2 separate regions of the Mus musculus genome follow, and region 2 is linked to region 1. The links are chromatin loops, found by intact Hi-C in ENCODE. Cell type or tissue: left cerebral cortex. All regions are shown on one strand.

Evidence for each region. Hi-C counts contacts between places; a loop is a spot of excess contacts. Peaks named below come from ENCODE experiments on the same cell type or tissue, not always from the same donor. Only the 100,000 strongest peaks of a DNase experiment are listed, where the experiment ranks them.
Region 2: a loop joins it to region 1, with 3 times the contacts of the local background. A loop is called at or near these places in 5 of 42 quality-filtered maps.

What each region holds. Positions count from the first base shown.
Region 1 is chr11:30,135,189-30,140,188 of GRCm38, forward strand. It overlaps Sptbn1 (spectrin beta, non-erythrocytic 1), which reads right to left. Exons shown (of 35, transcript NM_175836.2): 13 at 3,404-4,274; 14 at 3,176-3,313; 15 at 1,686-2,442; 16 at 752-954. Among named protein-coding and RNA genes, the nearest start is that of Sptbn1, 82 kb to the right of the region's middle. In left cerebral cortex, no CTCF peak of the experiment used is centred here; a DNase peak (open chromatin) is centred at 2,090.
Region 2 is chr11:30,807,486-30,812,485 of GRCm38, forward strand. Psme4 (proteasome (prosome, macropain) activator subunit 4) reads left to right here. Exons shown (of 47, transcript NM_134013.3): 8 at 218-340; 9 at 2,351-2,443; 10 at 3,298-3,563; 11 at 4,493-4,679. Among named protein-coding and RNA genes, the nearest start is that of Psme4, 38 kb to the left of the region's middle. In left cerebral cortex, no CTCF peak of the experiment used is centred here; a DNase peak (open chromatin) is centred at 1,920.

The DNA.
Region 1 (5,000 bases):
AGGTAACTGTTACAACAGAGGCTAATGACTGTCTACATGAGCAGCCCACAATGACTCTCATCAGTGCAGCTCAACACTGGACTGCTCAGGCCTCCTCTGTACTTTAACCAGTACAGGGCAGGACTCAGATACAGAAAACACAGACCTTTAAAAACTAGGGAGACAAGCTTTTAGGAGAGAAGAGGAAGAAGAAGAGATGATGCCCAACTGTCTAATCCTGGAGAATGCCCTAGACTAGGAGAAAATATCTTTTTCTATCATCTTAGGGTGTGCAGGTAGAGCATATGACAGCACCAGCTATGTCCATTTTTTAATAAAGGGCAGATGCTGTCTCTCCATAGCTTTCTTCAGTGCTCAGGACAAGCAAGTCTCACCTTCCTTCTTTCCTTTCTCCTTACAGGTGCCTGAAGAATGTCACATGGATGAAGGAGAATATGGCCTGGGCCAGGAAAACTCTGGCTTTCAAGGTCCCCTCAAGTGAGCCACCATGAGAATTCTGCAAGAGTACAGCTTATGGAGGACGGGCTTCGAGGCCTTCTTTTGAGGACATCTATAAACACTTCACAAGAATCAAACTAAGGGAGCCACGTACCAGGCACTCACTTGTTGGATGAGTTGATGCAATTCTGATAAATACCTATAGATTGCTCTCTGGGAAGCTCAAACCCACAGTCCCAAGGACTCTGCGTTAGTGGCTGGAAGTTTAACAGTCCAGAGTATAGTTCAATTCCAACATTCAAAAATGCTGTACCTGTCGTCAATAGAGTCCACCTTCTCCTGGATGCGGTCGGAGTTGATGTTCCCATCGCTCACCAGTCTTCGGCCAGTCTCCACAACAGCATTGATCTTCTCCTCGTTGGCATCCATGGTGGTCATGAAGTCCTCCTGCTTTTTAATGGCTGCTTCAGCTCCTTCCAGGGTGGTGGGCATTTCAGTATGAGCCAAAACATACTCCTTGTTTTAAAAGAGGAAAAAAAAATCCAAAATGACATTACATATTAACAAAGAAATTACAAGGACTGTTTCACTGTATTTCCATTCCACAAAATAATTTATGAAGCGGGTAAAATTAAAAGTTTGACAGACAAACATAACACACACACACAGCCTAGCCCAAGGATAATCCATTAGTCGCTCCATTTCTCTAAGTGGTAAATGTTATATAAATAGGTTTTCCTACAATAAGCAAAGCTTGGTCTGCTGGCTAGAAGAGTCCTCTCAGGTCCACAGAAGCAGCAGCAGACCCTCTGTACTCTCTTAAGAGAGATTATAACCCTGACACTGGCAGCCATCTGCAGTTGCTTTGTATCCTTGGGTGAAATTCTTGATCTTTCTAGAACAAAAAATAATCCCCCAAAACTTGCTCACTGTATTCTTTAAATTGAGCCCGCACGCCACAGAACACTGCCTAACTAAATAAGGAGTTATATAGACCTCAACAGTAATTACCACAGAATCATACTTTGGAAGACAAAAGAGCTTCCTTAGAAATTTTCAATTCTAGGTCTTTACAGCGTGATGGGTTTCAATGCCATTGAAGAGTTGGGGGTGGAGGGGCATCCGTTTCAAAATAACACATCTAATTTCATATAGGCATGGCTTAAGCCTGCTACTTAACCAAAAGTTTCCAACATCAGCCAGGGCCTGTTTCAACAGGATGGAAGCCAGGCCATGTGGAACGTTACCTGGTTATTAAGAAAAGCTTCAGCTTGTTTGGTGTCCCTAAGGAACTGCTGGTAGGCATGGGACTGGGAGAGGAGGTTTTGCCTGTTCTCCCACATTTTGTGGAGCTCATTCCAGCCAGTGTCTAAGGCCTGCAGCCGCTGCCGCAGAAACATATACTGGGCATCAGTCTGCCCCTGGGTGACCATCTCGCCCATGTCCCGCATCTTCTGGTAGTCTTCCTCATAATTGTCGATCTCATTTTTGATATTCTCGTGCTGTGTGAGAAGCTTCTCTGCCTCAGTGAGGGTATTGGGCATGTCCTCTGAGGCGATAGCAGTCTGGGTCCTGGAGAGCCAAGACTGGAAGTCGTCCAAGTCCCGCAGAAACTGCTGCAGCTTGCTGGCCTCTCCCAGGGAGGCCTCTCGGTTCTTCAGGGTTGTCTTCATTTCCTCCCACACATCACTGATCTCGGCCAGCCGAGACAGGATAGCTTGAGCCTGGTCAGGGTGCTCGGACTCCAGCTTCTCAGCTTCTTTCTGCAGGTCACTCAGCTTCGCCTCAATGGCTACCAAGTCTCGTTCCATGCCAGTCAGCTTGCGCTGCAGGGCCATGACACCTGCCAGGTCATTGCCAAGGTCTTGGGTAGACTCGATGACCTTGGTCTTCTCCCGGATCCAGGATTTGGTTTCATTGCACTCGAGGTGGTAGTTCTGGATGCTCAGGGCAGACAGAAGAGCATCCTTTTTCCTGTCCACCAGTTCTCTGAACTGACTCCACCTGTGAATGTAGACAGCACAAGAAGGGATCAGAATGTCTGGTAGATCCTGAGACGGGTAGCCAGAGTTGAAGCTGCCTCACTTTCCTCCTTCCCATCTTTCTCTGACTTTCTCTGTTTTTACTTGTGTGCTTTTAAATCATGTCACCCAGTAAATGTCAATCAGATGGCTTAGTGCAATGGAGTCCCACAGGGTCTAGTAATTCGTGCCTGCTGTATGCATCATACATTTCAAAACTGCTCTGGAGGAATATTTCCCCAAGCCAGACTGATGGTAAACTTTTGAACAATCTACTCAAAGATGTCTGCTCCACAGACAGACAGGAACAGGACAGGGGTCTGCCCTGACAACTGATGCTATCTTTGGCAAATCAAGCTTCATTATAGAACCCTGCTCTAGGGTTCTAACCCTAACTTCAACTTAAAGGGACAACACAGACAGGTTCTATCTTGCTGTCTGTCTTCTACCAAGGCTCTAATTTTAATCTGAGGAGAAGTTAGGTACTGGGTGACTCTGACTCATGTCCTGAATAATGTAACCTCACTTTAAAAGCTGTTTCTTGCAAAACATGGATGAGAATACTTGGTAAAGCAGATGCTGCTGTCATGACATCCATGCTACAAGGATGTGAACCTGTGCAGGAAACTCTTTTCTGACAGCAAAGCTGGGCAAGCACTGTCACCCTCACCAGAGCCACACAGGGACAGCAGGCGCTCTGCTGATGCCATGCATACCTCGTGTTGAGTTTGTCTTGCTGAGCTCTGATTTCCTTTTCACTGGGGTGGCCATTGTGCATCAGCTGCCGTGCAATCTGGTTCACCACAGCAACCCGGGAAGCCTGGTTGTTCATTTCTGGTTCTAGGCTCTCAAATCTGAGGAAAGCAATTCAAAAGAGTAGTGACTTTAATGGCTTATGTTTCAGTCCATCGCCTTAGCACCCAGGTAGTAGTAACTTCACTTACCTGTGCTGGATGACTTCCAGGTCCTCCAGCTTCTCTGGGATCTGCATGTTGTTGAGCCACTGCTCCTTCTCGTCAATCCAGAGCTCACAGGCATCAGCCTCACTGAACATCTTGTACAGGGCCAGGGTGTCCTGCAGAGCCTGCTTCCTTAGCCGTGTTAACTCTGCCATCTCCTTGCAGCGCTCCTCAATTCCTGCCAGCCGGCCCTTCACATCTGGAGACTCTGCATGTGCTTGTGGAAGGGCACTGGCTTGCTCATGCAGTGTGTCAATAGTGGGCCTGTAGTTGGTGATCTCTTCTGCTACATCTTTATGCTTCTTGACCAGAGACTGCGTGGAGTACTCATCATGGCCCACATCATTGCTGGAGACAATCTTGAGTATATCTAACATCCAAGCATCAATATCATCAGCATCAGCCTGGAACTGGTGCAGTAATGAGGCTTCCTCTAGGCGCTTCTTCCTAATGGCTGAGAGCTGTTCCAGGTTGGCCCACTGCTCCCGGATATAAATGATTCTCTCACGGATCTTTTCCGATCCAAAGTGTTCCTCTGCAATCATGTCTTCACCTTCTTTAATGGCCTGCTCAAAATGGCCACTACGGCCACTCATCTCATCCTCAAATGCCCGGTGCTTGCTCAGCAGGCGCATGACACTGGTCAAGTCTTTCCCGTAATCATCAGAGGACAGGATCTTCTCCTTCTCTCGTATCCAGCCTTCCTCTTCTGCCATCTCCCAGAAGAACTTCCAGAGGCGACGGGACTCTTCCAGGCGAGCCCTACGCTCGGCAGCCAGCTGACAAAGCTCTTGATAGCAGAACTCCATGTGGGCAACACGGTCTCGAATTACCTGGGGGTCACATGGCTTGTAGCCTGTTTTAACACCAAGGAAAGAATGCTAAGTCTCCAATAGCTCCCTGTTCATTTGCAGACAGTAAACTATGTTCCATGTTCTAGCTTGGCTCCCGTCTAAGCAGTGTCATATAAAGAGCAACAGTCACTTCCTGCCATACTGACTAGGACAGGAAGAAAGGGCTATGACGAACACTGCACTTTTGGCCCAACTGTAGACAAAGAGATCACTTACAAATCAAGAAAGCACACGTATCATATGGAAGCAGCTGTGTTTACTTAGTTCTTAAGAAGCAGTGGTGGCGCAGGCCTTTAATCCCAGCACTTGGGAGGCAGAGGCAGGACAGCCAGGACAACAGAGAAATCCTGTCTCGAAACAAACAAACAAACAAAAAAGCAAGGCTCTGGGCTGGAGAGATGGCTCAGCGGTTAAGAGCAGTGGCTGTTTTTCCCAAGGTTCTGAGTTCAAATCCCAGCAACCACATACACATACATGGTGGCTCACAACCATCCGTAATGAGATCTGATGCCCTCTTCTGGCATGTCTGAAGACAACTACAGTATACTTACATATAATAAATAAATAAACCTTTGGGGAAAAAAGAAGGTGTGCACCACCTCTGCCCATCTTATTTAAAGAAGCAAGGCCCAGTCCTTCTCCCTCAATAGCACGTGACTAGGTGTCAAAGCTGAGAGCTGCTAGAGCAACCACAGTAGGCTGTCGGTCCACATCGTTAACGAGTATGG
Region 2 (5,000 bases), 670 kb after region 1:
AGCATCATACGATAAATCTGTTACATATATATATATATCTACTTTCTAAAGAATAAAGCAAATCACTGTATGCTGATAATTTTGCTTAGAATTGCATGGGGGTGGGGAATGAAGGTTTATTTAAGACTATACCTAACATTCACTTGGCTATTTAAGGACTTATTGTGATACTTATGAACCTTTTTATTCCTATATTTATTTTGTTTTGCCTTAAAAGATATTTACAAGAATTCTGAGAAGCCTGAACCTCCCAGTGGGAAGCAGTCAAGTTTTAGTCCCAAGATTTTTAACAAATGCTTATGATATAGGACATGCTGTAATATGGATCACCGCAATGATGGTTTGTAGTTAATTATGTGTTTCATAAAATACACCTAAGTTTTCTTTAACCTTTTGGTCCAAGCTCATGTTAATAGCTTGGTTGGTCACTTGATTATTAGATAGTTTTCTTCTCTTTTTTTACTTTCTATGCCTTTCCCTTTACCTCACTTTACCTCTTTCCTTCGTTTCTTTCTTCCTCCCCTCCGTCCCTTTCCCTCCCCTGTCCCTCCCCCCCCATCCACTCTCTTCCCTTCTCTTACCAGCATTTGTTTTTCTGGGGGTTGGAGCTAGGACCTTGTGTGACAAATGTCAGCTATTTTCCGATGTTGTGCATCCATATCTAAGATCTGTAATAATCCATTACTTGTTAATTTCCATATGGTTTTCAGTGTCACTTTTGAAATATACATATACTATTAGAGCAGCTTTATATTTAAATTATAGGATTTATTTTTAATGTTTTTACCTCTTGAATTGTTAGTCTATAGTTGATAATTTTTTTGTGTGGAAAAGACAGAATGTTCATACAGAATTACAGTGAGAGTTGAAACTCGTACTGTTACATAGAACTTTAGTTTTCTCTTGTATTCAATACATAATGCATATTAGCCACTTCTTTTTTTGTTTGTTTGTTTTTTGTTTGTTTTTTTGAGACAGGGTTTCTCTGTATAGCCCTGGCTGTCCTGGAACTCACTCTAGACCAGGCTGGCCTAGAGCTCAGAAATCCGCCTGCCTCTGCCTCCCGAGTGCTGGGATTAAAGGCGTGTGCCACAACGCCCGGCTAGCCACTTCTTTATGTGATTTGGAAGTATAATTTAAAAAAAAACAGTTATGCTAATTATTCTATCAGAAGTTTGAAAATTGTGATATTGAGTTGTTGTGGAATCATTTTGGTTTCTTGTAGTTTGCTCTCTTCTGGTTTCTGTACTGAGAAACATAGACATAGGCTTCATTTATGCCTGCATTTGAGTGGGAAGGCCCATTAATAAAAACAGGCTCCTCTCTCTCTCTCTCTCTCTCTCTCTCTCTCTCTCTCTCTCTCTCTCTCTCTCTCTCTCTCGATTTGAGAGGAAGATTAAGACAGGGTCTAGTTATATAGCCTTGATTAACCTAGGACTTAGTATGTTGTATGTAAATCAGCCTGACCTTTTAACTTGCAGGGATTTTTCTTGCTCTTGCCTGGGATTTTAAGTATGAGCCAGTATACCCTTTTTTTTAATATAATTTGACATTTTGTCTTCCTTGCTGTTGTTAAAAGACCATTTTTAGTCAAGCTGGAGGGTATGAGCCCCTGTAGCCCTTTAGATGAATGCTAATTTTCTTCTTTTTTCCCCCCCATTGTTTTAATAATAGATTAATAAATAAAATATATTTTTGAATTAAAAATGTGCATCATAAAATGTGTGTTGAGTATGTTATGTAAATCTTTGTTTCATACAATGAGCAACTTAATGATTCATTTTAAGGAGTGCTTTGTATGGCTTATGTTGTCATCTTTTTTTTTTTAAATTGTGTGCTTGTACATAGGAGCCACTCTCCCCATGGGATTGTCAGAGCACAGCACAAGGGAGTCTGTTCTCTCCTTCTACCGCGTGGGTCCTGGGTCCAACACTGTCAGGCTTGAGACCATTGTTTTTACTCATGAGTCATTTCACCAGCCCTGTTACTATTCTTGATTATACCAAGATTACAGTCTTTATGTTAAATTATAGTATTCTTGTTTTTTTACAAGAACAATACAGTCTACTGTTTCCCTAAGTTGAAAGATGATACCTTCTCAGTTTTATTCAGAATTAAGTAAATTAATTTTGTGTTTATTGGAATGTTTTTAAACTGATTTGTGCAAAGATTACTAGGGAGTTATGTTTTGACTGTGGTTTCAGGTACAACTGTTACAATAAAGGGAATCCACATTAGACCTTTATATCTAGGATTTGACTTATTGATCAGTTCATATACAGTATAATATAGATATTAATGTTTCTTTCTCTCTCTCTCTTTCTCCTTTTTTTGGGGTGTATCTGGACAGGGTGGACCAAGTAAATTAGTACAAAAACATTTAGCTGGTTTGTTTAACAGCATCACATCATTTTATCATCCTTCAAATAATGGGCGTTGGCTGGTAAGTATGTTCAGTTTCTGTTATAGTATTTGAAGAAATAAAGATATAATTTAGCTATTGTTTATCTTAGAACGGTAATATTTCTTATCTGTCATGTAAGCTTTGGCTATGTGTAAGTGGTTAGATCAAATCTGTGTGTTTGACATACGTACATACATACATATGTACACACACACACACATATATACATACACACTAACTTAACGCCACATGGCTATTACTGACAAAATAATAAATAATGCCACAAAAGCATAGCCACATCACGCCAGTTTTATTTTGTCGATATTTTAGCTTTGTTTTGTCTTTTAATTGACTGATTAAGTATCTTTTAAAAAAAAAGAAATAATGGAAAATTTTTATTTGGTAGGAATGTACTTTCTTTCACTCCCCTTCTCTTTTAAGACAGGCTCTCACTGTGTATCCCTGGCTAGCTCAGAACCTACTATGCACACCAGGTTGGCCTCAAATTACCAGAAATCCCTGTGTCTTTGCCTCCTGAACACTCTTATTAGTGTGTGTTACCATGCCTGACTAGAAACTGTTTTGAAACATGAATTTAAGGCAAGGCAGGAAAGCACATGACTGTAGTCTTAGCACCCATGAGACTATGGCAGGAAGATCACAGAACCAGGCTATGCTACATAGTGTGACTCTGTCTAAAGGAAAACGAAACAAATTAAATCCTTGAATTTAGAAATTACTCTTTGCTAGTTTGTATAGCATGCTGTTTGTGTAGTAAGAGCATAAAGTTCTTTGTATTCAGAGTGTTTCTTTTTCTTTTTTTCTTACTTGAGAGAAAAGATCTATGTAGGAAAGTTGAACCTGAGTAGAACCTATTGTTTCTATGTTCCCAGAACAAGTTAATGAAACTCCTTCAGCGGTTGCCAAACAGTGTTGTTAGGAGATTACATCGTGAAAGATTCAAGAAGCCCTCCTGGTTAACTCCTGTGCCTGAAAGCCATAAGCTTACTGATGAAGATGTTACAGACTTTGTACAATGCATTATTCAGCCTGTCCTCTTGGCTATGTTTAGCAAAACTGGTAGTCTAGAAGCAGCCCAGGCTCTGCAGAACCTTGCACTTATGAGACCTGAGTTAGTAATACCCCCTGTGCTTGAAAGGTAAGCTCAGTTTTGTAACTCAAGTCCCGGGGATTTAATGCTCTTTTCCAGCACCGTGGGTACCAGGCACACATGTGCTGTACAAGCATAATGTTTGAACAAAACACCTGTACACAAAAAATAATTAAATCTAAAAGAATTAAATGACACTACTGTTATTATTTGCCTTTCTGTGGAAAGCAGTGCTTACATATGTCTTCTGTACTAAGTAGATTGCAGAGGGAAATAATTGAAGTTCTGTGTAAAGACCCTAGGTGTCCACTTTATAAGCTAGGTGCTTGTAAGTGCAGCTTTGGACAGGTAAGGACAGGAAGATCCTTGGGACTTGCTGGGACTTGCTGGCTGGCCATTGTAGCCAGTCAGTGACCTCAAGTTTCATTGAGACCCAGTCTCAGAAAAAATAAGGTGGGGAGATGTGGCTGAGTTGGTAGAGTCCTTTGTTAGCATGTCCAAAGCTGTGGGTTCACTGCATATAAAACTTGACATGGCAGAAATTGTGGTACAAGCTTGTAATTTTAGTACTTTTAGTCAAGATGATGAAAGAGTATCAAACTCAAAGTCATCCTTAGCCTGCGCTACAGGAGACCTTATCTCCAAAAAGAAAAGACTAAAAGATATTTGTTTGTAACAGGACTAAGTAGAATATTTGTACCTTGTCTTCCTTAGTTCAGTATGCTGTGGATTAAGTTGGCTGAAACAGTGAAAGCTTATAAGTTTATGCTTTTTTTTTTCCCCACTGGAGTTTGTATGGAGACAAGATCAGATAGGGGTGTGATTGTAACTGTATTGTTCCTTTGTGTGTATAAATCTGTTCATGTTAGTACAAAGTTTCCACTCAGTATTCTGCTATCTGTAGTTCTGCAGGTCAAAATGCAGCTTATGAACTTAGTATATTTAACATTGAAACTGTACTCTGTTTTAAACTATAGAACATACCCTGCTTTAGAGACATTAACAGAACCTCACCAGCTCACAGCTACTTTAAATTGTGTAATTGGAGTAGCCCGAAGTTTGGTATCAGGCAGCAAATGGTTTCCCGAAGGGCCAACACACATGCTACCTCTGTTGATGAGAGCATTGCCTGGGGTAGATCCAAACGACTTTAGTAAGTGCATGGTAAGCATATTGATGATTTTGTTTTGTAGCTGTTATTGTTGTTAAATAAATACTTTTCTTTTTAGTTAGATACCTTTAGATTATAGTGTTACATTTGGAAATGGTTAAGTTGAGGTTTGTGCACAATTGATTTATGTAATACCTTCCTTTGTAGTTTTCCTTGATCTGCATATGTTTATTGTTCATGTTTTAAAATTCATTATGTAGTTGCAGGTTTTCTTAGACATAGTAAACGTTTCAGGATGATTCTCTTGCTCTTTTCTTTATTTGGGTGACCAAGGAAGAGTGATAAAAAGTTACAGGTCATAGAAGCTGGGCATA